Regions from separate parts of the Mus musculus genome. Here region 1 is linked to region 2. The links are chromatin loops, found by intact Hi-C in ENCODE. Cell type or tissue: left cerebral cortex. All regions are shown on one strand. Each heading gives the region's core, and the rest is flanking DNA. Links, peaks and the distances in the headings are about the cores only. Region 1 overlaps Ldb3 (LIM domain binding 3). Region 2 overlaps Bmpr1a (bone morphogenetic protein receptor, type 1A).

The links. Hi-C counts contacts between places; a loop is a spot of excess contacts. Peaks named below come from ENCODE experiments on the same cell type or tissue, not always from the same donor. Only the 100,000 strongest peaks of a DNase experiment are listed, where the experiment ranks them.
Region 1: a loop joins it to region 2, with 8 times the contacts of the local background. A loop is called at or near these places in 19 of 42 quality-filtered maps.

Annotation. Positions count from the first base shown.
Region 1 is chr14:34,542,522-34,558,273 of GRCm38, forward strand. Ldb3 (LIM domain binding 3) reads right to left here. Exons shown (of 15, transcript NM_001039074.2): 9 at 12,822-13,007; 10 at 9,656-9,801; 11 at 1,452-1,896; 12 at 1-86. Among named protein-coding and RNA genes, the nearest start is that of 9230112D13Rik, 28 kb to the left of the region's middle. In left cerebral cortex, for the core only: CTCF peaks have their summits at 7,065 (motif pointing left) and 8,332 (motif pointing right); DNase peaks (open chromatin) are centred at 6,181 and 6,996; H3K4me3 peaks cover 1,723 bases; H3K27ac peaks cover 1,642 bases.
Region 2 is chr14:34,452,004-34,467,755 of GRCm38, forward strand. Bmpr1a (bone morphogenetic protein receptor, type 1A) reads right to left here. Exons shown (of 13, transcript NM_009758.4): 2 at 8,496-8,609. Among named protein-coding and RNA genes, the nearest start is that of Bmpr1a, 43 kb to the right of the region's middle. In left cerebral cortex, for the core only: a CTCF peak has its summit at 7,087; DNase peaks (open chromatin) are centred at 5,978 and 7,087.

The sequences.
Region 1 (15,752 bases), core at 4,234-9,233, 90 kb after region 2:
ACACATCTGCTAGGGAGGTCTTGCAGTAGGCACAATTGAACTCTTCTGGGTGCCAAGAGCGGCCCATGGCCACCAGAAAAGGGCCCCTGGCATGGCAGAAAACAACATTAAAATGAACCCCCCCAAGTTAGAACCAGATATTTTAAGAACCCCAACAATGTCCATGCGTTTACCTAGACATACCCACTCTGAGGGTTGTTCTAATGAAATAGTATAAAATTCTGAGAAAGCCCCATGCAAAAGATGTGTATTGTCATGTCAGTTAACATAAACAGAACTGGAAAATGGAGCTTGGTGCTGTATACCAGCACTTGGCAAGCAGATCTTCAAGAGCTCAAGGCTAGCCTAGTCTACTACATAGTAAATTCCAGGCCATCCAGGGCTACACAGTGAGACATCCAACAAACAGAACCTGGAAGCAATCCAAACATCTGCCACAGAGGACCCAGTAAACACGTCATGGAGTTCAGCTTATCACGAGAGCAATGGCTATGGGGGCTAACCTCAGCTAAACCACACCGTGCTGAACACTTCTCAAGAAGAGTTTTACATTTGTCCATATATGTAATCCTCGAAACAATGCCGTGAAGGAGGAACTCCTATGAGACCTGATAATCAATAAAGGCAACCAAGTCACAGCAAGGCAGAGGAGCTTACTCAGTCAAGGTCATAGGGCCAGGCGGCGGTAGACACAGGGTACAAACATCATGGTCCAGTTTCAGATTCAGAACACTGGCACCATCAGAAAACTTCATGTTCTAATTTTCCCTCTGTGTTTTCTAGTTCTTCTCTGCTCATTTTTGCTTTTGTTTTTGAGACAGGGTCTCACTATCTAGCCCTGGGTGGCCTGGAACAAACTTTTAGAAGAGCTTAGCTTTGAACTTACAGAGATCTCTCTGCTTCTGATCCCCCAAGTGCTGGGATCACCACACCTGGCTTCTGCTTGTTTTCAAAGAGTATGTTTTTCCCATATGAACGCATGTACCACACACAAATGCAGACATACTGAATTTAATGAGCACCGTCTGAGACCCCTGACTTCTAAGTGAAATGACTTGCTTGAGTTTCAGTGAAGTGTCTATCAGAGCCCTAAGAGGCAGGGCACTGTCTGTGGAAAGATCCAGAAGAACCTCTAAGGGAAAGCTGGGGCAAACCACCGCGTCATCCAGCTTGCAGTGTGCGCAATAAACCTACTGACAATACAGCTTAAGATTCCCAGAACCCAGCCTTAGCCCAAGGGGGAGCTCCTGGCACCAGGCACCAAGCTGGGAGCTTTACCCGCTTACCTCATGGAATCCTTCCAAGTCCCCAGGGATGAGAGTGTCATACAGATATGGAAGCTAAAGCTCACAGAGGCGAGCCAGAGAGACCTGAGGTTGTCCTGCCTGGCTGGCCTTTCGCCTATATCTGCCCTCCTATCTGCCACCCCTCCTATATACCAAAACCTGTACCTGATGACATTGTTACAGTGCCCACAGAGGGGAGTCCGGCTGCTAGCTGGGAAGCGCTCAGCTCTCTGGAAGGTGCCCCTGGCAAGAGGTGTCACTTGTGGACCTGTTGGGTTGTAGGCTGGAGCCCCCCGGGGCAGGGTCTGCTTGCTGACAGTGGTAGTGCTCTTTCCAGGAGCAAACTTCTGAGAGAAGCTGTCATCGGTCACCCAGGGTGGACGGCTGGCAGATTCTGAAGGGCCCCCACTGTAGGCAGCTGATGGTGTAGGGGTATAGTTTGGGGCAGGTGAGGGGGTATAAGCTGGTGCAGGGGAAGGGGAGTATGTAGGTGCAGGTGAGGGGGTATAGGTGGGAGCAGGAGAGGGGGTATAAGCAGGAGCTGGCGAAGGGGTATAGGGAGTTGGACTGTAATTGGCTCCTGGAGATGGGCTGTAGGAAGATGCAGGCACTGCAAGCCAAAAACACCCAAAGAATATGTGTTAGAAATTCATTTTCCCTCATCCCTCACTCCAGCCAGAGAACTATACAAGATGAGCATAATATTGAGACAGTATAACACCAATTACTAAAGAAGAGGTGTTTATGTGTATGGGTGAGCATGTGTTGTGAATCGTGTCTGCTCTATTCATAGGGACTCAAGTATGCTGAGCAAATGCACTATCACTCACGAAGCTTCAGACCCACTTGTCTCAACTTCATGGTGAACCAGATTTCAATTCTCAGCAAAAGCCCAGATAAACAAGGGTGACAGCAGAGGCCTGGAGAGCTTGCACAGGCCCCAGAAAGGAATGGAGCTATAAATAGTGAAGCTATTTAGGGTGGGGTTCTGTGAGACCTTGGCTGCCCTGGTCCTGTAGAAGGTGGGGAGCAAGAGTAGGGAGTGTCTGGGACAGGAAGTGGGTAAGAACAGGTCAACTCAGCATGGACTGCAGGATGCTTTCAATGGTCCCCTAGCCCAGTCATCAAAATCAGTGCTTGCTGTATGTCTTCAACAGAGAGCAGATGTCCAGAAAGCACAGGTTCATGTTTCAAGTTCAGCTACTACCATTGTCTTGAAAAATAGCTTGACTTGATTTGTCGGTCTTGATTCGATAGGTACCCATCTATCTTAGTCACTCGGTGAGCCTAGGCAGAGGGGCTAGCACCATGCTGCCCAGGGTCTAGCTGCTCATTTGGTCTCTGACCTTCCCTGCCAGATCCTCTTGTTCTCCTACATCACCTTGGTGCAAACTCAGAGTGTATATGACACCCCAGAGGTTACCATTAGGGAAAAGAGTGTACTGCACTTCTTGCCTTCACTGAGAGTGGAGAAACAGTTCATCACACAGAAGGGGCACTGTAGATGCTAACACAAAGCACTCTCTACCAGGGCTCGCAGAACCAAGGATATTTCTGCCCTCCACCATAGAGACAACTCAATAGATCTAGCTGTGTATCCTGAGAATATGATCTAGCCAGTTCTCTTCCTGTAGCAAAGATGGTTCTAGACGTGTCATCTCTGTTCCCAGTCTGTTCTTCTGGGAAGAGCACTATCTTCCTCACTGGGAAGTATACTATGATAGCCTCCCTGCCCACATCCAAGCCAGGCCTGAGTGGAACGGACTGTACTCAAACAGATCTCTCTAGATCACAAATGGGCTCAGACCATGGCCCTGTCTGGTCTCTTTCTCCTGTCTGGTGCCCTGGGCCATTCTGGGTTGTTCTAACTCTGTGCCTCTTATTCCCAAATGACAGCAACTTCAGAACTGGGAAGTGCAGGGCACCCTTTGCTAGAGGATGGCTAGGGCTCTGCCTATGGTGAGAGTACAGAGGTGTAAAGCCTTCCACAGCCCTGCCCCAGAGCCATCCTGGGAGTGAGACTAACTCCCATGGCAGATTCTCCAGCTGGATCCTTCCTCCCACTTACAGCCCGGGTGAGGCACACCGCAGGTCATGAGTCAGCCCTGCATTATCCCCCTTTACACTTGAGGGCTGGAGTCCTCAGAGGATGCAGCAGAGCGAGAGTCTAACCCTCCCTAGACTCCGAGCTGCCTCTATAAAGAACACAGATCCGATTTCCACTGGTGTGTAACCTCATCAAGAAGTCTGTTGTAACTCTAAGAGGAGACCCTGCACTCTGGAAAGAAACACACTCATCAAAAACCCTAGTTTGAGGCTTGGGATTCAGCAGTTAGGAGTACTTGCCTAGCATTTTTGAGACTCTGGGCTCTATTCATAGCATCCCTCTCTCAGAAGAGCTCTGGGTTTACACTCTAGTCCTACAACTTCCTAGCTGTGTATCCTTGCTTGAGTAATTAATTCTCTCTGGGCTTGTTTCTTCCTCTAAGAAATGGTATTGGGATTATAAGAATTAGGAAATTATTAGGACTAAGACATGTGAGTGCTTAATTTAGTACATGATATAGTGTGTGTGTGTGTGTGTGTGTGTGTGTGTGTGTGTGTGTGTGTGTGTGAGAGAGAGAGAGGGGGGGGGGGACGGTAGGACAGTGCATCTGGATTCCCAGGTTGGAATGAACTATCAAGTTCATCTCCAGGCCTTTCTGTCACAGGGAAAGCCCTAAAGCAGGTTTCCTGTTGGATGGCAGTGGGCAGGGAGCTGTGATTCTCTGAAGTCACATTACCAGGAATTGAACCTGTTTCTGGTGATAGAATGAATGACATCCTGCCCACCTCAATGGGTGTGGTGGGAACCCCTAGGAGGGACACAGCACAAGCATTTTGTAAAGTTGTAAGTCACAAAATCAGGGTGTTTTCACCCACCTCAACATTCTTACATGGCTTCCCACTGTCCAGAGAGTCCCAACATGCTAGGGACAAGGTGACTTTAGGGGTACTGTTAGAGGAGAGTGGGGAGAGGTGATCCCACAGAACTTCAAAGCAGCTTCATCCCTCTGTTGTAAGATTTAGGGTTCTGTATAAGTCTGTGTAAGCTGTGTCTTTCTCTCTTTGCTTTTCATTTCATTTCTTCTATCCTTTGTTTCCTTCTTGTTTTACAAGCCACAATCCTCTGTGCTGGTCTTTTTTTTTTTTTTTTTGGAAACAGGGTTTCTCTGGCTGTCCCTGGAACTCACTCTGTTGATCATGCTATTCTGGAACCCAGAGTTCTGCTTGGCTTTGCCTCTCAAGTGCTGAGATCAAAGGCCCAGCCAAGCTGTTTGTTTTTTGACATATAGCCCAGGCTAGTCTGGAACTCACTCTGTATTCCAGGTTGGCCTCAACAATTCAGAGATCCTGGTATCTCAGCCTCTTGAGTGCGGGATTACAGACATGTGCCTCCACACCTAGCTCTAAAAGGAATTAGGAATGAAAGCCGTGTGATCGTCAAGCCATGGCCTTATGTACTAAGCACCTGAAAGGCAGTTAGTCTAAATTGAGATGTGCTATTCAGTTTAAAAATCTGAAGACTTAATAAAAGAATATAAAGTATCTTAGTAATAATTATCTTATATTGATTGTATGTTAAAGCTGTTTATTTATTTTTAAATTTAATGTGTGCAGATGTTTGCCTGCATGTATGTCTGTGTACCTCATGCATGCCTAGTACCTAGGGGAAGCCAAAAGCGTGTTGGATTCTCTGGGACTGGAGTAAGTTGGCTGTGGGTCCTGTGGAAGAGTAGCTAGTGCTCTTAACCACGGGTCTGCCTCTTCAGCCCCTTGTTTGTGTGTTGAGCCGGGTCTCTACGTGTTACCCAGCTAGCCTCAAGTGACCTTATTTCTCAGCTTCTGAAATAGCTAGCATGCATCTGAATAGAGTCCAGCTCTGAACCATTTTTAATATACTGAGCTGTGTCTGGAAAAACGTCCCAGTGGTTAAGAGCATGTACTAGTAAAAGACTGGAATTGGATTGCCAACACTCATGTCTCATGGCTTATAACTGCCTTAAACTTAAGCTTCAATGGATTCCACACCTTCTTCTGGCCTATGTAGGCACCTGCGTTCTAGTGTACACACACACACACACACACACACACACACACACACACACACACACGCATTTGAGGCTGAAAAGATGGCTTTGGAGAGATGGCTCAGTGGCTAAGAGCACAAGCTGGGATCCAGGTTCAATTCCCAACCCCCTCGTGGCAGCTTACAACTGTCTGTAACTCCAATTCCAGGGGATCTGACGCCCTCACGTAAAGGCAAAACACCAATGTACACACAATAAAATAAAATATTTTTTAAAAGGTCAGGTGCAGTGGTGCACACCTTTAATCCCAGCTCTAGAGACCTGATCTACAGAGCAAGTTGAGAAACCCTGAATAAAGAACACAAAAAACTCAGAAATTTTCATATGCTGAGCTAAATAAAAATGTATTTAAATCAATTTTACCTGCCTTTTTTTTTTCCTAAAAGTGTCTGCCTCTCGGATGGTTCTTTGCAACAGTGGCTGCCAAGAGCTACTGGCTTTCACAGTGTTGCACAGGAGTTTGTGTAATAGCAAGAGGCAGAGTACTTGCGAGTCAACTTTACAGACAACCTGGAGAGCTTAAGTGGCTACTCGAGGTCAGCCAGCTTGCAAGCTTCCTATCTGAAACGCACCCTAATCAGCTCCTCTAAACCACTCCGAATGCAGAACCAGGCTCCAGCATGCTCCTTCCAAGTAAACCCCGCCCTCGCCCACCTTGCCTCCCTCTCCAACCGCTCCTTCGGTAGGGCAGACATTCTCTTCCTCCTATCCGAGGCTTTCCTGAACCGCCTTCGTTTTCCAAACCCCTACTCAAGGCCCCAGAGAGGAAGGCTGGAATCCTGGACCAGGTTCCTACCTCCTACCCGCTGGGGCTACAAACAGGAGGAGGACTTTCTCTTCCGGGCGGTTCGCCCGGGCAGATCCCTGGGGAGGGGGAAGGAGAAGGGAGAGGACATGCGGGGAGCACGGTCCCCTCTCCTCTCAGCTCCTGCCTGCTTCGCCCCTCTACGCTCCAAATGCCGTAAGAAACCTGATATCCCATCTCCGAGCCCCGGGCTGTTGCTATTTCTACGTGACGGAATTAAGCCGGTTCGAATTAGAAGGTGATATTTCATCTCTAATTGGCACGTTCAAAGGGCTCCTATCGCACTTGGCGGCCCCGGGACTGTGTAATTAAACAACAAGGTGATCTGAGTCACTTAGCCCGGGCTAAGTCGCCGGCAAGCGCCCGGGTCGCCGCCCGGCCCGCAGGCCGACGTGGCCATCCCGGGGACCAAGGTGTCCTCCGCCCACTGGCCCCAGGTGTTCTGGGGAAACGGATGCCCAGCCCAGGCGCCAGAGATAAGATGCCGGCTCGAACCCCGCCCTGCCTCCGTCCCCCACCCCCCGGAAGCTGCGGCCGGGGACTGGCCGCGAGCGGGCTGCTCGTGCTCGGCGGCGCCCAAGTCCCCGCAGCCCAGCAGAGGAGCGGGGTGCGGGCCCGTATCCCCGGCTGGCCTGGCAGCCTACCAGCCGCCCCCGGAGCCCGTTGCCAACCCAGCCTCCCTGGAGAGAAGGAAGGGTGGAGGCAGGCCTCTCCTCTGCTCCAGGCAGGGATGAGTTAACGTCTGCACAGTCTGGGAACCGTGGAAAGGCCTTGGCTCCTGCCGGTCTCCGCCGCCCAGGCCGCTGCGGGAGAAGCGGCTGGAGGGCCCGGCCGCCCCCTGGTGGGCATGCGGGGACAGGACAAGAAAGGTGCCGGGAGGGCCTGCGGTGCTGCTGGGAAAGGTCTGCACCTGACACTACTCCTACCGGCTTCTGCAAACGCCTTCCTGTGTTTCCTGGCCGCACTGAGTGATCATTCTGTCTCCTACGTAGGAGATTTGTACCGCTCCCCTTCCAAAATGCCACCTCAGCCTGTGGAGCTCTGACTTCAGAATTTCCTTTCCTCGGCCCAGAAGTGCAAGAGATGGCATCAGACTACAGATATTATTTTATCTCTGCAGATATAACAAGAGGTTATAGAAATCCTATCTTACTCAAATGAGAAAATTCAGGTCTGAGAGATGAGGTAGTTTGCTTATTCCTTACAGCAGGCTGGGTGTCCCACCCATGCTAAAATGTTTCCTGTCCATACTCAGTTCTGTTGTCGGTGAGCTTCATAAAGCAGGGGACTGATTCTGTCGCTCTAGTCAGGAAAGCCTCAAGAGAAAAGCTTCCTTGGGTCTCATCAATGCCTTATCAGGATGTGTTCTGGAGCCTAGACTTTGTGTTATTCTTTATCCCAAGTCTACTTGGCCAGTTCACACTTGTAGGACACAAGCCCCCTTCCTTCTCCCTTAAAATAACCCGTCTCTTTTCCCTAAGCAGGCCTGTAACTTATTCCCTTCCTCGTTTTACCACAAATGGTTTGTGCATTGGAAAAGTGTGTGTGTGTGTGTGTGTGTTCATGGGGTGAGGTCATAGGGTATTTGGGAAATGACACCTTTCATTCGATTTTGCTATGAACTGAAAACTGATCTTTAAAAAGTCTATTAAAAACTGGGTGTGGTGGCACATGCGTATAATCCCAGGACTTGGGAGGTCCAGGAAGGAGGATCAACAATCAGCCTGGTCTACCTGAGCTACCCTGCCAACAAACACACACACACAAAGTCTATTAAGATTTTATGTGTAAAGCAGAGCATAGTGGCACATGCCTTTAATCCCAGCATTGGGGAGACAGAGCCTGATCTACATATGGCGTTCCCGGACAGTCAGGACCACATAGAGATCTCATCTCAAAAGCAAAACAAACTATATAGAGAGACCATATAGTCCATAGTAGTTTTGAGTGAAGAAAAACATTTGTATTGTAATAGTAAATGAAAAATCATCATTGCTTTTTATAAATTCAAGATGAATATATATATATATATATATATATATATATATACATATATATGCATGCTGGACGTGTATTTTTTTAAAGATTTATTTATTTTATGCATATGAATACACTGTTGCTGTCCTCAGACACACCAGAAGAGGGCATCAGATCCCATTACAGATGGTTGTGAGCCACCATGTGGTTACTGGCAATTGAACTAAGGACCTCTGGAAGAGCAGTCAGTGCTCTTACCCACTGAGCCATCTCTCCAGCCCCAGAAGTATAATGTTTACTTGGAAAGTATATACATACCTAAAATCCTATTTTATCAACCTATGGAATGGCTATCAAGGGATAATTAAAGGAATACTTAAGGCTCACTCCCTGTGTGTGCACAGCTGCCGGAGTATAGAGTGTAAGCTCATGACCTCTTCCTGTTACTCTATGATTACCCTCCTGCCTCGGGTGTGTGTGTGTGTGTGTGTGTGTGTGATGCTAGGGATTGAGCCCAGAGGCCTCACCCATACTAGGCATACACTCTACCACCAGGTTAACACCTCCATCTATCTATCCCATTTCTTTATTGGTTGAATGTATCCTCATGGCAAGTTCAAGTCAGGCACATACAAAGGAGAAAGTCTGCCACAGCCCTGCCCTCCTAAAGTTCAGGGTCAGAACGCAACAGGAAGAAAGACTGTGAGTAGACTCGGGGCTTGGCTGTCAAGGGCCTTCCTATGGGCATAGCCGTAGTACATAGGACCTTCCTCTAACTGGGAAAAGACCTGCTAGAGAGCCCTGAGATTCTTGGCACAATGGCTGGCAGGAAGCCCAAGAACTACCTTGGGCTCTGAGGAAGAAATCCAACCTTGCCTAGAAACTTAGGAAACAAAAAGCTACCTCCCATCCCAGGATGAAACTCAGCACCGATGGGGCAGGGGCCATAGAGACACAACCACAACCAGTGAGCTCTGCCTTGGGTCCACTCTACTGCTATGTGTGTCCATGCGCCCCAGTTATCCCCTGTCACCTGAGCAGGCCATATACTAGACTGGTTGAGCAGCTTTCCCAAAAGGACAAAGTGACACAGTAAGCTGGCCTAAAGCCTGGGGCATTTTTTTTTGTTGTTATAGTTTCTTGTCCTCTAGTTTGAGGCCATCCCAGATTCTTAGAGAAACAGCTTTTTACTCTTTCTGTCCCCGCAACCCCCATCGTCTTTTCTCTCAACTCGGTCTGGAAACGTCCAGCTAGGACTATCTGTTTCCTAAGAGCTAAGTAGTTCCATCCCTGCCTGGTACAACCCACGTGTCATCCCAGGTCAAATACAGGCTCCAAGGCTCAGTCGGATTCTGCCCTACAACCAGGAGAGGGAAGGATAGGCCCCCTTCACTCTGGAGGCTTGGTCTGAAGCAGATAACCCTTTGAGCCCTCAGCCCCCCGCCCCCAGCTCTCACCTGGCTGGTAGACAGAAGGCCGGATGCTGGCAGTGGTTACGACCCGAGGCTTGGGTGCAGGGGCAGCTGGACCCTCGCTGTAGCTGGTATGGGCAGAGGGTGCTGGAGAAGCGGCGGCTGCAGGACTGTAAGCAGAGGCCTGTGGCCTGGAACCAAGGCAGAAGAGTTACAACAAGAACAGTCCATTGGGCTCTGGTATCTAAAGTCATTCCAGGTTCGCTGTCTGATCTCTAGGCAGGACTATGACAGAAACACCCATTGGGTCACTTCCAGAGTCTAGAAAGAAGCCAAATAGGGGAGGAAGCTACTCCCTGTGGCTAGTGCTGCTACCTTGGGAAAGAAAGAGGGCAGATACTAGCCAGACAAAAGAACACATGGAGAGCCCTTCATCCACAGACAGAATGTAGCAGTAGGACTGTGGATCGAGGCAGAGGGAGCTAGAGATGGTCACAGCTACTTCCCTTTTTCGGATCCCTCTGGCTACCTGCTCTCCTTATTCCTTTATGTTGCTGCTGGAGGAACCAATTAATCTCATGTTTTCTGAGAAAAAAAAATTTTTAAATGTTCCGATGATGTCCATGGGAAGAGGCCTGGAGGTCCCGGCAGCTCCCAGCAAACCCACTATACTTGGTTCCTGTTGCTTCCTCCTAGTGGCTTAGCTGTCAAGACCCTAGAGCAAAGCAGCCGCTTCCCACATGTGGCTCAGGGACAATGGTAGCAAAGAAAGAGGGGGACAAAACTGTCCCAGTTCTTTGCCCTGGAGAAATGGCAGGCTTGGCCTCTCTCTTGGGGGAGCAGAAGGCTCCAGGAGCTTCCAGAGCCCAGTAGCTGCTTTCTTCTTGCCTGATGCAGTGTTTCTCAACCGTGCTTGCTTATTCAGCCTTTCTCTCCATTTCAGACTAACTAATGCCTTGCTCCTGCTACATATCGTATATTCTAAAGGGGACCCTTGACCATCCCCAGCAAATGGGTCATTGGTGGGGTGTTGGAGAAATGAACCCCTGGAAATATGCCCTCAGCCTTTGGCATTGTGGGCTTTGTTTGTTTTGTTTTGTTTTGTTTTGTTTTGTTATTTTTCCCCTACCTCTTCCCCATGGGCCCACTGGACCCAGGTAGGAATGAAGGAGGAAGGATTGCCTTCTTGTCTGGGTCCCTAGAAGGGATGGCCGTGGGATGATAACCTATCACTAGTAGCCTGAGTGGATCCAGGGGAGACTGGATGCTGTCCCAGCCAAGCCTGTGCATCCTTCCCTTCCCTTCACACCACATTTATAGTGAGGGCTTCCTGTCCTCTGTGGCTAGATCCCTGTGTTAAGGCCAGAGGAGTAAGCACACAGGTAGACAGGAAGGAAAACACGGTGTGCGAAGGGTGCTTAGCTTCTACCGCAGCTGGATAAGGCTAGGGGTCAGTGGTCAGGGCCAGACTCTCCCACCACTGGGAGCTACATTGCCAGCATCCTGGATTGGCATGGGGAAAAGGAAGCAGAGCTGAAGATAACTAGTGACGGGCCGAGGTGGACATCCAAGGAACTTCAACCCCTTTCCAGGCCATGTGTGAGGAAGGGAGGTATCTGTGCTCAGAGTGCACCTCTGGCCCCTTCTACTGTAAGCCCAGTGTCCTCTTCAGCAGTGAGTGTGCAGGCCTGGACACCGAAGCCTGGAGCTCAGAGCTGGAGTTTGCCCTTCAGTGAGAGGCAGGGTCGGGGCTGGACCGCTCACAGGCTTCAGCCCCGACACTTCTCTTTCCCTGTGTAAATCGGAAGGCTTCCCCCTTCTCCACATTTTTCACTTTCACCAAAGTTCCTGCTCTAGGAAGGAAGCAAGGCTCTAATGAGAAGAGAGTCTGACAGAGGCAGAGGAGAGGCCATTTTCTTAATCCTGTCCTAGGAAAATGGGACAGGACCATTCTAGAAACCGGGACCAAGCTCACCCTCCAATGATTGAGTTGAGCTGCAGCAAGGCTGGGCTTGGCACCACGTGGGATGCTGGGAAGCTGCACCCTGACTCTATGCACCCTGACCCAAAGAGGCATGTTTTCCCTGGAGGCTGTGGAATCTGGGTCCTGGCTGGAAACAGCAACTAGACAGTTCCTGGAAGCCTGGAGAGGCAACAGGGCCAACACTGCTGGCCACTCTGGAATGACTCATCTAGCTACGCTGCCTCTTCCTCCTCCCCCTCCCTCACTTCTTCCTCCTCCTCTTCTTCCTCCTCCTCCCTGCATGCCCCATCCCTTTGGCCTCTCTTTTGGTGGGTACCCAGGAAGGCAGGCTGAGACACAGGGATTCGGAGTACTTATTTTAACTGTTTTGTGTGCACTAGGTGTTTCATGTACAACTCTTTTCAAGAGTGACCTCAGTCTACACGTGCTTCTCTAGACACCTTAAACTGACAAGGATAAGGAGATTCAGAGGTGAAGGCACTTTCTCAACATTTCAAATGGGAAAGCTCTCAACTGAGAAGAGAGTTCAATTCCACTACACGAGGGACCTCTGAAGTTAGAATGCTTCCACATCAAGAGAAGAAAGGGCTGGGTAGTGGTGGTGCACACCTTTAGTTCCAGCACTCAGGAGGCAGAGGTGGGCAGACCTCTGTGAGTTTGAGGACAGCCTGTTCTACAAAAAAGTTCCAGGACAGCCAGAGCTACACAAAGAAACCCTGGGGTGTGTGTGTGTGTGTGTGTGTGTGTGTGTGTGTGTGTGTAGGCTCAGTGGTCCCACCTCCAGAGAGTCTTCCTTGATTTCCTCCAGGCATGGACAATAACTCTCAAGTTTCTTATCTGAGTTCTAAGAACAAAGACTATGCGCAGGATTCCTTTGTGATGGGTGTGTGTGTGGTGCATTACTGTTCATGCGAATATGCGTGTGTGTGTGTGTGTGTGTGTGTGTGTGTGTGTGTGTGATTTTTATCTATCACTAGAGATGTTTCTCGGGGGTGTGGGGCAAAACAACAACAAAACCCTCTCACTAATCATGGCTCGTGCATCCCATACAATAGATCCCAGCTTCCCCTTCACACTCTGTAGAAAGCAGCACCAGTCCCGGTTGGTTTCCTTTGAACCCATTAAAGACCTAACTGCCCGGATCCAGCTGTCCACCAATCGACTCAGGGTGGCTCCTTTCTTGTCTCCTTTCCCCACGGTTAGGTCTGGCATCTGTGGGCCAGTTACCTCGGATTCTCCACGGGACTTGCGGCAGGGCCTGCAGCAGAGGCGGCAGCAGCATGGGTGGCAGCAGCTGTGGCCAGGGTTGGCGAGGCCGCAATGGGAGAGGCAGCAGCGGGCGACTGGGCAGAAGCAGGCAGCAGCGGGGAAGTGGCCTGGCTGGTGCACACTGGAGCATGCTCAATAGGGGTGCTGATGAGGTGGGGGATCAAAAAGACAACAGGTCACATGGGCCCCAGGTCTGGTGAGGGGTGGGCAGGGGTGGGTGGAAAGGACAGTCTGGCAAACAATAGGATCCAGGTGTGTGTGTGTGTGTAGGGCACACCCTCTAGGTGCTGGGAGAGAGCTCTTCTCAGATCCTAGGAGTGCATGATTAGACCTATGGGAGAAGAGGGGTCTGACAACTTAATCTTGGAGGGATGTTTACCCCTCTGTTTCCTGTACTTCCTGGAAGGTCTTTCTTTCTCAGCAAACTACAGGGCAGTGGAAAAGCATATTTAGGTATCAGCCAGACCCCTCTCCTATCTTGTTTGCCTTTGTCCCTTCCCTCACCGCTTGTGTTTTCAGTCAGGAGCATATATTTCCTCTGGGGAGGGATGCTTTAGCCAAAACAAACAAACACAAAAGATATTTTGAGTTTGAAAGTTTGATCTAGGCTCTAGATCCATGAGACCCAGACAATATGGCTTTTAGCCCAGGGCACTGACTGCAGATGGACAGAAGCTACCCTGGAAAGCAAACCAGGGCTATCTAGACCAGAAAGAGGTAATGTGGTCAAGGATGGCTCAGGGATACAGAAACCTGTGCCCCTTTTCATGCCATTCTCTGGGGGGAGCAGCAGGATGTATGGAGAGAGGACCGGTAGAATATACAGTGCTCAAAGATCTTCATGTCACTAGGTAGCCCAGGCATGCTACACAGTCAAACACGACACAACCATGGTTCTAAGCACCTGGAGATCTGAAGGGTCTTTCTACTGGAAACGGAGGAGCACAGCCCTGCCAGTTGTGGAGCAGTGTGGTCAGGTAGGCTGGACATACCCAGCACCAGCACACGCCAGTCCAGGTAGACCAGATACCCACATGCATCCACCTGAATGAATGCCTGTGTATTCTGTGTAGACTGTCCCCAGAACTTCTCTAAGACAGAACAGTCAGAGTTTAGATTGTTGGGGTTAGTTCTGCTTCCTATGACCGGGACAGCGAATACAAATTCAATCATAGGGCTGGAGAGATGTCTCAGTCAGTAAAATGCTTGCTGCTTAAGCCTGAAGACTGAATTCAGATCCCCGGTGTCCACATGAGAGGCATAAAAAGCCAGGTGCGGAGGCCTGGAATTCTAGCACTGGAAAAACAAAGACGAGAATCTCTAGGGTTTGCCAGCCATTCATTCTTCAGGTTCAGTGGAAGACTCTGCCTCAAAACTAAAGTAGACAGCAATGGAGGAAGTCACCTGATATTGACCTCCTGCTTCCAGACACATGCACAGAGATGTGCATGTGTGTTTGTGTGTGTACCCTTTCCCCAGCAAGCATTCATGACACCCCCACTCTCCCACACAAACCATGAGAAAGCAGAAATATATAATCCTTTCCTTTCCCTCCCTGCCTTTTTTTCTTTCCTTTCTCTCTCCCTCCCTCCCTCCCTCCCTCCCTCCCTCCCTCCCTTGTATTCAAGTAATTCTCCTGCTTCAACTTCCCTGTTAATTGGACCACAGGAAGGTTCCTCCACACCCAGATCACTCTTATATCGTTGATGCCATTTCTACTTGCAACACTCGTGAGAGATCAAATGGAACTCCTGCCCGCATGGTATAGTAGCTCCCACAGCCCATGACGTTCAGTCACTGACTTCATGTTCCCCCCCATTGTGTCTTTAATGTCTCACAACAGCCCTCTAATGGGGCACCATCAACCCTACTATTTAATAATAGAGGAAATGGAAACAAAATTCATCTACTCAAGGTTCTGGAAGTTACCCATCCGAACAAAATGACCGAGGGTCATTCTGACTTGAAGCCCTAACCGGTATTTCTCAGAAGAAAGAAATGTCTTCTTGAGGTCAGCCAAGTAGATTTTCTCTCTGGTCAAAGGAAGACTCTTACTGGATATAAGTAACATCTCAACACGTCCCTCTTCCAAGTGTGCCCGTGTGCTAACCTTTCATCCTTTAACCTCCCTGGGTGATTAGCCTCATGGGTCTCATCTGGAGATGAGGAACCTGAGGGTGGGAGACATTGCTGCTCTGGTGCAATGCCACATAGCTAGGCAGACTGGTGGTACACACCAGGAATCCCAGAATTTGAGAGGCTTTGTGAGTTTGGGGCCAGCCTGGGTTAGATATACAGTGAGTCCCAGAACAACCTGGGCTATCATGTGAGACCCTGTCTCAAAACAAACCCAACAGAAAATATCACAGAGCAGTTTCTGGTTAAGTGTGGAGTGAGATTGGATCTACTATCTAGCAAGTTCCCTATTAATGCTGATGCTGCCGGTCTGTGGACCACACATGGAGTAGCAAGTTGTTAGATACCCCTGTCTGTCCCAGACAGGAATGCAAGGGGGCCACAAGCTGCTTCCCAAGGCATCCCCTAATTGGTCTCCATCCAGTAAGAAAAAAAAGAGGTACAAAGCTGAATGAAAGGATTAGAGCCGGAGATGTACAGAGAGCTATGTGATGGCTATGCCATAGGGAACAGCACATTTGGATGGGTAAGAATGGTAGCCATGTCCTTCCTGAGTCTTTCATGGCTTAGCTGTCAGAGAGGAGGTCTTGGGCAGCCTAGTTTACAGGCCTTGAGCAGTTCTGTCCTTGACACATCTATGAAGCTGTTTGCCCAGTCTCTATGAAACCCCTTGTTTCTGAAAGCTGTGACTATCCCAGAGAACCTGTAGCCCTTGAACCCTGTCAAGCTGGCTGTCAAAACCCTCCGCACAAC
Region 2 (15,752 bases), core at 4,871-9,870:
ATAAATTAAGACTATCTACTTGGGCTGGTGAGATGCCTCAGCAGTTAGCCATCTGGCTGCCTTTCCAGTACTCAGCTCAATTCCCAGCAACCACATGGTAACTCACAACCATCTGTAAAGGGATCTGACTCCCTCTTCTGTATTGTAGATGTACATGCAGACAGAGGACCAACATTCAAAGAAATACATACATAAATAAAATATTTTTAAAGTTTAAAAACAACAACTACATTTGCAAATGTCACTCACATAAGGAGATGGTTCAGCCTGTAAGGTGTAAGTATGAGAACCTGAGGTTGATTCCCAGTAGGCCCATAAAAACCATGTGCAGCTATGCATGTCTATAAAACCCAGTGCTGTGGAAGGAGTTACAGAGACAAAATTTGGAGCTGTGACGAAAGGATGGACCATCTAGTGACTGCCATATCCAGGGATCCATCCCATAATCAGCTTCCAAACGCTGACACCATTGCATACACTAGCAAGATTTTATCGAAAGGACCCAGATATAGCTGTCTCTTGTGAGACTATGCCGGGGGCCTAGCAAACACAGAAGTGGATGCTCACAGTCAGCTATTGGATGGATCACAGGGCCCCCAATGGAGGAGCTAGAGAAAGTACCCAAGGAGCTAAAGGGATCTGCAGCCCTATAGGTGGAACAACAATATGAACTCACCAGTACCCTGGAGCTCGAGTCTCTAGCTGCATATGTATCAGAAGATGGCCTAGTCGGCCATCAGTGGAAAGAGAGGCCCATTGGTCATGCAAACTTTATATGCTTCAGTACAGGGGAATGCCAGGGCCAAAAAGGGGGGCTGGGGGGGGGTGAGTATGGGGGACTTTTGGGATAGCATTGGAAATGTAAATGAGGAAAATACCTAATAAAAAATTAAAAACAAAACAAAACAAAACAAAACAAAAACCCAGGCTGGGGAGGTAGAGACAGGAGTCTTGTGAGGACATGATGGATACCCTAACTAGATCGATCAGATCTCAAAAAAAAAAAAAAAAAAAGTGACAGAGGAATCAGTGGCAGACACATGCATGCACGCAGGCAGATATTTAAAACACCACTTAATCAAAACAGTAAAATGATGCAGGAATTTAAAAGCTATCAAATTGGTAACTAACAATTGCATATACCCATACTGATACAGTTTCTTCAAGAAAATAACATGAAATTACAAGAATATATAAAGTATTTTTAAAAGAAAGATTTATCTATTACTTTTTATTTATTTTTATTTGTTTATTTGTTTTCAAGACAGGGTTTTTATGTATAGCCCTGGTAGTCATGGAACTCACTCTGTAGACCACACTGTCCTCAAATTCACTGAGATCTGCTTGCCTCTTCCTCCCAAGAGCTGGGATAAAGGTGTGTGCCACCACCACCACCCACTAAAGAAAGATTTACTCATATACATGACTGTCTGTCTGGATGCATGCCTGTGTGTCTGGTGCCCTGGGAGTAGACTATATAGGTGCTAGAAACTGAACCTAAGTCCTCTGAAAGAGTAGTATGTACTCCTAACTGTGGAGACAACTCTCCAACCCCAAGAATATCTTAAATTAAAAAAATATAAAAGTTCACAAACAAGAAGGTTGAACTAACAGTTCAATCATAACTAAAGAACAAATAGAAAAGAAAACCCTTAACGAAATAGGGAAAGTCTGAAGTCAGCTGAAAAAACAAGTCTGCAGTCATTCTTTCCTTTTCCTGTCAAGCTTCCCCCATACCCTTCATTTTTACTTAATACTAGAAAGGTGTGGGAATTTCCAGCAAGCTGGCCAGCTGCAAGTTCCATAAATCGGCAAAGAAAGCCCCCCTTCCAAGGAAAGCCCCCCTAAGCAGCTCCAGGCGCCCGGCCTGACAAGCTTTCTGAGAAATACTATTCTGGCTGCAGACTTTCTGGCTCCACAGCCATTGTTTGCATGGCAGCTCTGCTCCTTATCCAGAGCCTGGATTAGCATAAGAATATCGTCTTTTCCTTTAACAAGCAACTCATCCATTTTCCTTCCCGAATTTTAACTTCTTTCCCAGCAGCCCTAACCCCAATGTGCACATGTACAACTGCAGCAGCGTTGGTCAGGGTTATTCTAGTCATGATTATTTTTCTAACAGTAAAAAGCCGATCTCATCCAAATCTGGAGAAAATATTTTGCTTCAAGAGCTGTGAGTGTATCTGTAACAACACAAACCTGGTTTAGCATCTAAGGAAAAGAAAATCCTTCAGTTTGAATATGAACAGGAGCTAACAGTCTCTGAAGCTGCTGGCAGCTACTCTGAGATAAGACCAGAAGACAAACCAGATCCTCAGAAATACTGACTGTGCAAGCAATCTTGTTTGAAGCCTCAATTACTTAGAACTTTTTGGTGAGGAGGCAGTAAACTGCCCGTTGTGGTGGCATATGACAGTAAGATTTGCTGAATGAGGCAGAGGCAAGAGCATCATGAGTTCCAGGTCAGCCTGGGCAGTAATTACGTACACCTTTGATCCCAGCTCTCAGGAGGTGGAGGCTGAGGCACACATATCTCAGTGAGCTTGAGGCCAGCCTGGTCTACAGAGTAAGTTCCAGGACAGCCAGGGCTACATAGAGAAAAACCCAGTCTTGCTAGCCCCAATTAAGTGTTTTCTTTTGTAAGAGTTGCTGTGGTCACGGTGTCTCTTCACAGCAATAGAAACCCAAAGACATCCCCTCATTCTCCTGCCATCAAATCAATTGTTTCTACCTTCAGTTTGTATCCTGAGCCTACACACTTCGCACTAATTCCATTGTTCTCTAATTTAAGACACTAGCAACCTTTACTTGGATGATTGGAACAGTCTTATAAATGGTCTACAAATACTTTTATACACCACATATTCACCACACAGGCAGAGCAATCCTAATTATGTTGGGGTAAACCACACCTCTGTTTAAAGACCTCCAGTGATAGCCTGGTTCTCCCAGAGTAAAAGCTTAAGTCTAGAGATGTCCACCAGTCTCCAGTTCCTCTTCTACTCCAGCTGCACTACCCACGGCTCTTCCTTAAACAAGACACAAAAGCCTTTGCTCTAAGCCTGGCACATGTATAGGACTGCCACCTGCATCCTTTCCCCAGGATATAAGAAAAGATGTATTGCTACTTGGTCCCTGAGCTAATTGAAAAACAAAACAACAACAACAAAACACTTGTCTTACTCAGTGATCCTACCCTATCCTATTCAAACTGTAATGGCACTGCTACTTGAAAGCTTTCCTGTTATCCCCAGCCAGGCTTTTTTCTTTAGCACTTGGCATACTTTGATATTCCATCCTCTTGGTTTTATTATAAGATATGATACTACTCTGTAGTCCAAGCTGACTTAGAACTCACTTAAGAAGGCCAGGCTAGTTTCAAATTCATAGTGAACCTTCTGCCTGTAAATATAACATCCTCTAACTAACAATTACTGTTCACAGCAAATAATGGGCCTAGTTTTTAACCATGCCACAGACTTATACAAAGCTAAATGACATAGTTCAATAGCTATGAAAATGCACACACACATACAAACACAAACACACACACACCACTCCTTTGGTACAAACTTCTTTTACTCAAGGATTGGGCTATACCCTACCTGTAACTTTGATTACAAATGATTCTATACTATCTGTTCCAGAAAATGGCAACCATGTTTTTGTTTCAAAACTTGTTTATAACCATCTTGCAACTCTAACTTTGTTTCAAAAGGCTGCTATGACTACCAGTTATTAAGACTACCTTGTTCCAACCACTTGCAATCTACGCCTTTGTTGCTGGAGGTCTTTATGACTAACTTGGTACACTTATGTTCTGCTCCTGTAAGTTGGCCTATTTTGCCCACCAAACCCCCTATTTGAAAGCCCCCTACTTCTAAAATCCTTGTTTTCATATCCAATGTTAGCCTTTTGAATCTCACCTTAGGGGGAAGCAGCCCATCCACGTACATGAATTAAAAAGCTTGTTTTAATTAATTTGGTAATGGTGACTTGGGTCAGTGGTCTTTCTCTTCACATCTTTGTGATTGATTATATACCCTCTGAAAAGTCCCCAAAATTCCAAATGTCACATAATCACAGAAACTATCTGCAGCTGGGAAAAAAAAAAATCACATCCCTGTTAGAGCACAAGGCAAATCATAGTCAGCTGCTGTGGACAATCTGAAGCAGCCATGTACCCCACACCTGGGGTTAAAAGGAAACCACATTTCCCATATTTATGTGTTTTTCAAAGAAACCAAAACTCAAAATTGTCACTACATGGGTACATATTTTAAAAACCACAGCCTTCAAAAGGAAAGTTGTGATCTAAATTAATTAAAGGTTAGGAAGGCTACAATGGGTATAAGTAAACTTTGTATTAGCCACCTTGCTAGTCAAAGCTAGTGCGACCATCTCAGAAATGCAGCCTCTCATACTGTGCCACAGACCTACTGAAGACCACGTCCTATGTCTTCTTCCCTCTCTTTCTTGTGATAGCTGTGAGACAGTCTCACTATTGCCCTCATTGGCCTGGATCTCACTATACAGATCAGACTGGCCTTGAAATCACAGATATCTGCCTACCTCTGCCTCTAGAGTGCTGGGATTAAAGTGTGCCAGGACACCTGGCTTCAAAATAACTTTCATGATAATGTCCATAAGCTGTTCAAAAAGAAATCCACCAAGAATATATGGCTACAAAACTGTGGATAGTAGCAAATAAAAAATACGGCTACTATTACTGTTTGATTTAATGGCAACATTGACAAGTAGGTGTAAAAGTGGATACAAGGTAGAGAAAATGCTAGTAGATCATCAAAATTCTAATGTTTAACAACAAAGCACAGGAGCTGGACTTCAAAGCCCAAAACATGAAGTAAAATGAAATCTAGGAGCTAGTATGAGATGTCTTTAAAACACTGATGACAGATAATGGAATGATATAATGCTTGAATAAAAAGACAGAATAAACAGAATTGCAAGCTATGAATCAGAAACAAAAGCATAACAGGGTAAGACCATCAAACTACAAACCACCATAGTAGCAATTATGATTTTCTTACATACAAGGGGGTAAGAATAAGAATAGGTAGGAATTAATGCATAAAGTTTCTCACATGCTAAAGAAGCCTGATATTTACTCAACAGACAGTAAGAAATCACTCCAAGCTTTTAAGCAAACGAGTTTGCCATGGCTTACAAAGATCATTACTGAAATACTGTGAAGATAAAGGGGGAGGGTGAAGGAGAGAATCTGAAGTGTTACTGTAACACATTAAAAAACAGACTGAGCAGGCTGACAGAAGATGGAAACAAAGAATGGAGGGAACTACTATGCTGAGAGGACACAGTTAGCAACCTCTAGATGTGCAACTAGAGAAGCTGATGCTAGAGACGGGAAATTCATCAAGAGCCATGGACAGATGAAGCCTTAAAAAATAATAATGAGGGTCTTATATAATCTAGGTTCACCTTAAATTGGCTACAGTTGAGGCTGGCCTTAACTTTTGAACCTCCTCCCTACCTCCCAATTGCTGGGATCACAAATGTGTACTGCTCTACTCAACTGTAAGCTTTTAAGAACAAATAAAAAGCCAGGTGTTGGTGGCACATACTCAGGACACAGAGGTCACTGCAAGTAACAGGCTAGCCAGGGCATCATAGTCGAGAGCCTGTCAAAAACAAAACAAAACTGCCCACAAATAAGAAGCTCTAAACAGGCTAAATGAATGAACAAATATGTATACTTATTTCAAGATCCTAGGGATGATAGAAGTTATAGTTTGAATATGAGGTGTTCACCACAAGCTGGTCTATCCAAGCATACCTGGGCTGTACTATGGGAGGAGGTTCTAGGTGTAAAGGTGGAGTGAAGGTCATACTTAGGCCTCAGACCCTTCTTCATTCTCTGTTCCTATCCATCAAAAGAATCTCTTCCACCACACACTCCCACACCATCATGTGTTGCCTCATCATAGCCAAGGACTATGAACTGAAATCTCTGACACCATGACTATAAATAAACCCCTCCTCCCTTTTTGTGAGACACATGGGCAAAGCAATGAATGACTAACAAAGATGTTAAAGATGTTAAAAGTATACACACACACACACAGACATATGCACATATACATGAAAATATGAGAAAACAAGAATGGTTATCAAAGGAAGTCAGCATATTAAAATTTATTAAATATATAATCAGAAAAATGGCATTCATCTATAAAAGCAAAGGAGTACTTTGAAAAGACATGAAACATACACATACACACACAAAGTTGTACCATGTAAAAATAATGTCACGAGTAAATAATATTAAGAATGAAGAGTCCTCTCGTTCTTCTCTTGCTCTTCCCTTCTTGTTCCTGCTCTGTCCCCTCGCCCATTCCCCATTCCTTTCCCCCATCTCTCCAAACTCACAGCCAGCCTCTACTCCTCTACTCTCCCTCTCTCTCCGCATTTCTCTGCCTCTACTACCCTCCTAACTTCCCTCCCCATGCCCTTAATAAAGTCTACTCTAATCTAAAAAATAAAAATAAAAAAACGAAGTCCTAGCAGTAATTGTAATTAGTAATATTCAATAATAATAAAATCAACATTAGTGTCAACATTTAAGAGTTCCAACTGCTGGGAATGTAGCTCAGTGATACGGTAATTGCTTAGCAGGCACAAAGGCCTGGATTCAATGCCTAGCACTGCTCCTAGTACCATAGGAAAGCCCCCACTAAAGGAAGCTCTCCTGGGTCAGTGATATTGCTTGGTAGATAAAGGCACTTGCTGTCAAGCCTGATAACCTGAGTACAATCCCTAGAACAAACATGGTGGAGGGAGAAAACTGCCTGGTACAAGATATCCTCTGACCACATATGTACCATGGCAGGTATCAGTCCCATACAAATAAATAAATCAGTTTAATAAAAGAATTTTTCTACATCCTTCACTTTATCCTCATGCTTTGTAAGTAGGTATTCTCATTATGCATACTTTTATAAGAATAAATTTGAAAATCAAGAAGTCAGACTGAAGGGATGGCTCAGTGGTTATGAGAGAATAGCAAGCTTGCTATTCTTCCAGAGGACCTGAGTTCAGTTCCCAATACACTCACTAGGTGGCTCACAATCACTTGTAATTCCATTTCCAGGGAATCCAACACCATGTTCTATCTTCTGTAGGAACACATACAGGTAGATATTAAAATTAACTCAAGATACATAAACAGACCAATAAATTGACTACAAAAGACGGGACACTAGACAGGTGAAAGGGAACTTAGGGAGAAGAACAATGGAGTTGGTCGTGAAAGACTTTCACGTATGTTGCTTACAGTTTTGTGTCTCTTGTGTAATCCCTTTAAAATGAAAGAAATAGTTTCTGAATCACCTAGATTAGAAATTACCTTATTAACAGTTACAACTATAAGGTAGTGCACAAGTCATCCAAATGAAGGACAAAGTTATCACTAAAGAATATGTCACTGAAGACTATCAAAACACTGTTAACTACTGTGGTTTAGCTGAATATCCCCTGCCGGTACAGGAGTAAGGCCTGGGTTGCAGGGTAGCACAACTGTGAGACAGTGCAGTCTTGTAGGAAGCCATCAGGTCAGTGAGGGTATGCTTCTGCAAAGGACAATGGAGCCAGCCTTCCTCTGGAACTGGGTGCTTGGGAGGTTAGTGATCTGCTGTGCCTCGGACTCCTGCCATGATGTGCTGCATTGCTAGAGGTCCAAAGCAACAAGGCCACTCAGAACTCTAAGCCAAAATAAATCTTTCCTCTTTATAAGTTAATTACCACAGATGTCTCATGACACTAAGGGAAGCTGACTAACACAGACAAAACTGGATCTCAAGGCAGTTCTTAATAGGCTACCACCTATTTGTAACACGAAAATATATTAAAATTATTAATTTGTAAGGAAGGTGATTCGAGAAGCTGAATAGTTAACACAAAGCTCTGGTGTTACAAGGACACTAAAGGACCACAAGTGAAGATTTTGTGGAAGCAGTACACACAATACACACAGTGCACAAAATACACAAGTACACACAGTCTGCCTTCAGTGATAAAGAAAGCATTTTTTATGACTTCATGTGAGGAGCGGGTGTGGCAGCAGCCCCAAGATGGCACCGGGACTGCAGCTAAGTCTCAAGACTTGCACCTGACTTCCTCATACACCTGAAAATAAGCCACGACCATCGTGAGAGCTGCGCAGGTGCACCATGATGCTGGCGGTGTAAACAAGTCCATATTTGGTGAAGACATGCCCCTGCCGCCCTGATTGGCTGAAGCTGCGTGCCTGGTGAGGTGACATGGCCTGCCGTGAGTGGATGGGGGCTGAGAGTATTTAAGAGTGAGAGGCCCGGGGTTCGGGGGAGAAAAAGATGAAGTGAGAGAGATGAAGACTGAAGCTTGCTGAATAAACTGCTGTTAGAAGAACTGGTGGTCGTGTCATTCTTGTTGGTCGAGAGCGGACATGACAACTTCATTTTCTTTAATCTTTTCCTTACCTCAGAGATGTGGCTAGATAAAACTGTAGTTCCAATTTCTCCGAACAGCTTTGACCTATGCTTCCATCTCATGAATTCCAAGACAGTATCAAAGCGATGCATATTTTCATAAATCTGCTTTAAAAAAAAAAAGACTTATTTAAGAAAAAGCTTTTAATGTCAGAATAAAATGTGTAAAAGAGCACTAAAAATTTTTCATAGGTAAAATTATTTATTTTCAAAGTAAAGTCAATGAACAATTACTGGCCAAAAGAAGATACAGTACTTAGGGAAATGACACAGTGCAATCTTCGAGGCAATTAGGTACAAATGTTTATGTTAAACTTAGGTTTTAATGAACAATACCAATTTAAAACAAATCAACTAAAAGAACATGAAACAATTTTCTTGCAATCTCACTTTTCCCTTTCTTGTAGACTGCCTAAAAATTTTTATTTGTTTAATATGGAGGGGGTCCATACACACTAACACTGTCCTTAAAGACCCTACTGCTTCAAGGGACATTTACAAAAATGCAAGATGGCAAACAATAACAATTTTTAATTTATTTAAAAATATACATGCTCACTTACACTATGGACTCCAGGAGCTCATCATCCTCCTCCTGCCTAGCGTAAAAATTTAAAACAATTTCATTGACTTTTTTTAATTAAAACTTCAAAGAGGAAAAATACTATGTTTCATACAGAAAGAAATTTTCAAAAGCAATATGAATATAACTATATCCTATCACAAGGTCAATCCTTTTGTCTTCAGACCATTCAATGACAGTATGCTGAGGTCTGACAGTCTTGGCAATAGTAACTAAATTCACATCACCTGGGGCAACTCAAGACCAGTCCAACATAGAAGACAGCAACCGTCTTTAAAGAGTCCACTCAGCAGATGGGCTGCCACAGAGAAATCTTTCATTGTCCAAGAAATGAGCAGACCCTGACAGCTATTAGTAACACTGTCTGCACTTAGGAGCCTTCTTGGTTCCTCTCAATGCTATCATTATCCACAATATAACCAGGCCCCAGCAGTTTTCAAACCTACTCTTAGAATGTCACTAAGAAATGAAGGAAGGGAAAATAGATTTGAAGGACTGGTGTTTTTATTTTTTTAATCCAAAATCTTTATATCTTAGAAAAATTTCCCCTAAGTTGATTAAATAAATAAACAACACACATACACACACACACACACACACACACACACACACACACACACACATATGATACTAGAGAAATGGCACAAAGTTTACTCTAAAATCATTTAGGGGGTTGGAGGGACTTGAGTCCACTCCAAACAGAAGTGAGATAATCACTGTGTTACATTAACTTACATAAAAGTAAAAATAGGCCATTGATGTACCTTTATTTAAACACTTTACCAGATAATTGCAATGGATCAAATGATGAATAACATGCAAACCATTGCTTATTACAACACTAATTATTATAACATTTTTTTTCACAGCAAAGAAAGATTTGAGTTTTAGGCTAAATTTAAAATTAATTTTTTAAAAGAGAAGAAACACATTATCCAGCCCCAATATCCAAATATACCATAATTCAAAATCCAAATTATTTAGTCTCCTGTTATGCTCTCATAGGTGAATAACAGGAAAATAATTTCAGAAACAAAAATTTAAAAGTTAATCTTGGAGGCTGTAGAGATGGCTCACAGGTAAGAGCACTAACTTCTCTTCCAGAACCTGGGTTCAGTTCCCAGCACCCACATGGTGGTCCACTACCATCTGTAACTCCTGCTCAGGGGATCTGACCTCTCCTTCTGACCTCAGGCACCAAGAATTCATGTGATGCACAGTCATACATACAAGCAAAACACTCACTAAAATAAATCTTAACAAACAAATCACAAACAAACCTAATCTTACAGCCTACTGAGAAAATCTTTCTGTACCTCAAAAGTTAAACAAAAAAAAAAAATGAAATAAAAAGATTTGCTTCACAGTACAGGTCTACAGATCATTTTTTACATACTAGAAATCCAAAAAATGCAGAAGAAGGACCTCTATAAATGCAAGCATAGATACAGGATTTACATAAGCAAAATGGTCCAAATCACTTAACTTACTAGGTCACTGTTAGCACTGTAAATATGTGTTCACAAGTTTTTGGCTTTTTTTTCTTTTCGTTTTTTTAAATAGCTTTTTATTGACTTAAGAGTTTCCCATCATGCATCTCTCCATTCCCTCATATCCACCCTTACAAACCCTTCCCCCAAAAAACCACACAAACAAAACATAGAAAACATCTCCTGGAAGCTGTAGTGTGTCCCACAATATACCCCTCTGTCCACACATCCTTCCTCACTTATGAATGTTCACGTGTTCAAGTTCAACCTTGTGTTCAACAAGGGATCTTATTAAAAAAAAAATCAAACACTGGGATTGGTAAGATGGCTCAGCAAGCACAGCTACTTGCTTGCCAAGCCTAGAAACCTGAGTTCAATCCCAGGACCCACATATCAGAGACAACTGACTCCTGCAAGTTTCCCTCTGACCTCCACACTTGTACCATGGCACATGCCCATGCACACAACAAAAACATACAAAAATGAACTGAAATGTAACAACAACAAGACAAACACCAAATAAATGTAATTTTTTTTTTTTTTTTACCAAAGATGTTGGGCTAAAATTTTCAAGCATGTTAAAATAGAGAAACTTAAATTTTAAGTTTTTAAAGTAATTTTAAGTTTCTGCTTAGATGGATTTATGCTGTACTGTATAAAACAAACCTTAATACAAGAATTACTAGTAACATTTAGACACTTAGGGTCAATAACAATTGTACTATGCATACTGGTGTTTATTCTTGGTGGTTTCTGTAGGGGTAATGGATTTCCATTGGTTTATTTTTGTGGTACTGGGAATTGAATCCAGGACCTGGCACATGATTAGCAAACACTCTTCCCCCGACTCTGGCCCTGCTCACTCCAGCCATATTTATTTCATATATGTGGGTACACTGTCACTGTCTTCAGACACAGGAGAATATGGCATCAGATACCCATTACAGATGGTTGCAGGCCACCATGTGGTTGCTGGGAATTGAACTCAGGACCTCTGGAAGAGCAGTTGGTGCTCTTAACCACTGAGCCATCTCACCAGCCCCAGCAAATACTTTTATTACTACTATAAACACACCAGGCACTAGTGGTGGTTAAACTACATTGATAACTTAAGATTTAAAACACCTACTTTACAAGAGATCTTTTTAAGAAGGGAAAAGAGCAAGATACAAACTTGGAGAATATATTTACAAAGTACAGAAGTAAAAAAGACTCATCAAGAATATATGAAGTTGCATCAAAGCTCAACAACGGGGGTTGGGGGGAGTGCAGTTCAGTGGTAGGGTGCTTGTAGAACCAACATGGCTCTAGGTTCAATATCCAGCACTGGAAAAACAAACCAAATTCAACAGTGGAAAGAAAAAAATCCAGTAAGAAAATAGTTTTTGTAAGTGACAAAATTCTTTTTTTTTTAATTATGTATTTTCCTCAATTACATTTCCAATGCTATCCCAAAAGTCCCCCGACAAAATTCTTACCAAGAGGTCATATGAATGGCAAATAAATAAATAAAAGACTACTAGTTACTAAGAAATACAAATTAATATAGAGATATTACTACACACCTGTAAGGACAGATAAATTCAACCAGTGGCTAAGTACTGGCAAAATGTGAAAAAAATGGATTTTCTCAAATATAGTTGATGAACATGCAAAATAGCACCCCCCATTTTGGACAAGAGCTTGGCTTTTTTTTCATTTTAATTTATTTTACGCATATGAATGTTTTGTTTGCATGTGTGCACCATGTACGTGCCTGATATACATAAAGGCTAGGAGAGAGTGTTGGAGTTCTTAGAACTGGAGTTATAGACAGTGGTGAGCTGCCATGTGGGTACTCCTGGGACTTGAACTTTGGTCCTCGGCAAGAGCAACAAGTGCTCTTAAATATTCCTCAACCCCACCCCCAGCTGTCTCTCCTGCCTAGCGATTTCTTTTAAAACTAAACCGACACGTCAATCAGGCCATCACGGGACATTCCTATATTTCTAGTAATCAGAAAGCTTGTAAGAGGATGATGTGTCACATCAGTCTAGACTACATAGGAAGAGCCTGTCTCCCATCCAAGGCTTCCTGAAACACCCAACCCACCACATGTAATCCTAAACATTGACAAAGGTTCTCTGCTTGATCAAATTTCTCTAAATTTTCTTTCATGCAGACCTGTTTGCCTTCACATAAAATCCAGTCTTAAATTAAGCCAACTTTGCAGGACCTTCCATTACCTCATATCTGATCAAGTCCCTCTCTCCTCTCTATTCTTTCAAGTGATGCTTTATCACCCTGACTCTGGCCTGACTTCAGCAAAAATCCTGTTATGTAGATTTAGCAAAATACCTGTTTAACCTGTAGTTTCTTCTTAGTCATTTTCCATTCATAAACCCCTATACCCTGCTGCCTTGCTCTAGACACCCACTAGGCCCATGCTGCATTTGAAGATAAATTCAATCCCTCACCTCTATTGTAAAGCGAGACTCTGAAGCAGTGATGTTGCAGCAAGGGTCCTCAGGAGTCTTCTCTGGGAAATTAGAGGCATGGTTCTGCAGTTAAGAATGCTCACTACTTTCCCAGAAGACCAGAGTTTGGATCCCAACATCCACCTCAGGGAGCTCACAACCATCTCTAATTCCAGGTCCAGGGGAACCCACACTCTCTTCCATCCTCCATGGGCACTGCACACAAATGCCTTACCTTCACACAGACATCTAAAGATGTATTTTCTGAGACAGGGTCTTCCTATGCAGCTCCAGCTGCTCTGGAACTTACTATGTAGACCAGGATGGCCTCTTACTATGTAGACCAGGATGGCCTCTTACTATGTAGACCAGGATGGCCTCTTACTATGTAGACCAGGATGGCCTCTTACACACCAAGTTCCACTTGCTCCTGCCTCATAAATGCTGGTATTAAAGGTGTGCACTACACCCAGCTTTTTTTTTTTTTAATTACAAAGAAAACATTCAAGGGAACTTCAGTGCCACAATGGCTTCTGCTTTCTAGTGGAATAAGGAGCCCTTGTAGCACAAAACTAAAGAAACCTGCAGCAACTCCTGTGCCAACTTTGAGTCTTCTGTCTTCGCTAAGGATAGCTCCTTGCCCTTCTGCTCTCGCCCCTCCTCTCCCTACTCCTGATGAATGCCAGCTGCACTAGGGAAAGCTTGCAGCAAAGCCAGTCCCACAAAACCACCTCTCCGCTTCAATTTACCCTAAAACCCTAAGTTTTCTATGTAAGTTAACATACTTGATAATCATCTTTCCTTTCCAATTAAACAGAATCAGTAGAGAAATACATACTATCCTTTTTTCTGTAAAGACTTTAAGAAATTATCAATGATATTTATTATTAGCTAAGATGTAAAAGCACCATCAAACAAGATTCTATGAATAGAGCTTTACAAGACAGTAAAATTTCTACTATCAAAAAAAAAAAATCACTAGAAAGTAATTCTAGACTACTAAGTGCAACATCCACTGCTGGACAATCCTAATCATAAAGAAACTTGTAATTAAATTTATGAAAAATACCAATGCTGAAAATACCAAAAGAGTTCTGCTACAATAAAATGAGGTCACCAGGAATGCGTTCTAAAGCCCCAAGAGTGCATGTGTAGTTATGGATGGTTATGAATAGTTATGTGGGTCTTGGGAATCAAACCAGGGTCATCTGGAAGAGTAGAGCGTACCCCAAAATATTCCTTATAAATTGAATGAAAATTTAAATTGCTCTTAAAATATTAAAGATTATGCCTATGCTTCTGTTGTATTGCTGTGTTTTCCTAATTAGAATATTGATCCTGCAGAGAGAAGGGAAATTCATAAGACTTAGGAAGCTTACAAAACACAAGACTTACGGAGCTCCTCGCCAAGAGTTCCATAATAAGCAGTAAGAAAGTGCTGGCAGAGAACTGCAGTGATGCAGCTCTTCTGTTAAGTCTTGGCCATGTTCCTGAGTAACCCCAATAGGCTCACTGGTTCACCAAACTACACTTGGGTGGCACTCTTTCTTTCATTTGTGGCATGTTCCCTATCTGGAATGAAGTGTTCTATTCACTTTCGGGGGGGGGGGATCACACAACTATGTGTAATAAGCAGTCATGAGGCAAGGGCATCAGAGAGGGGGGTCAGTTTGTTTATTTTACACTTAACATACAAAGATTTTACTTGATATTGAGGGATAAGATGTAACTATACCAACGCATTAAAACCCACCCTCCCTCTGTTCTCTCCTTTGGGTTTCTTTTCAAACAGGACCTCACTTTGAACCTGAACTTTTAAGTGAAGTTGCCCAGGATAAACTTATCCCCTGGCATCATACTCTAAAATGCCAGGATTACAGCTGTGTGCCACCAAGCCAAATGCAATTATTTCTAAATGTCCTATTCAGAGAACAGAAGAATTCAAACTTCCTCCTCATAATAGACTTATTTTCTAATGAAGTACAACTAATATTTTTAAAGATGGGTGGTGGTGGAACATGCCTTTAGTCCCAGCACTAAGAAGGTAGAGGCAGGGGGCTGGAGAGATGGCTCAGCGGTTAAGAGCACTGACTGCTTTTCCAAAGGTCCTGAGTCCAAATCCTAGCAACCACATGGTGGCTCACAACCATCCATAATGACATCTGACGCCCTCTACTGGTGTGTCTGATGACAGCTACAGTGTACTTACATATAATAATAAATAAATCTAAAAAAAAAAAAAAAATAAGGTAGAGGCAGGCAGATTTCTATGTTCAAGGCCAGCCTGGTCTACAGACAAGTTTTCCAGGACAGTCAAAGCTACACAGAGAAACCCCGTCTCAACCCCCCGTAAACATAAAAATACTGTAGAAAATAAAGCTATTTTCTGCTAACTGACCCTTATAAAATCCATCCCTTATACAGGAATAGGAATATGCAAACTAATCCCTTCTGACAAGGGGGACAAACCAGTGCAGAGACTTCTTCAGAAGGTGAGGTAGAGGAGTGCCTGCTACTGTCAACAGGGGTAAACACTTGGGGAACAAAGTGTTAGATAGGAAGCCTACATTTAAATTCTCATCTCTATGTAATGAGGGGCAAGTACTTAATGACTGTACAGTCCCAGCTTTCAAACAGTGAGTCACATGCCTAAGGGAGGAGCCTGTATACAGGATGAGCAGCAACTAGGGCAATCAAGATTTCATAAGGAAGCAACAAG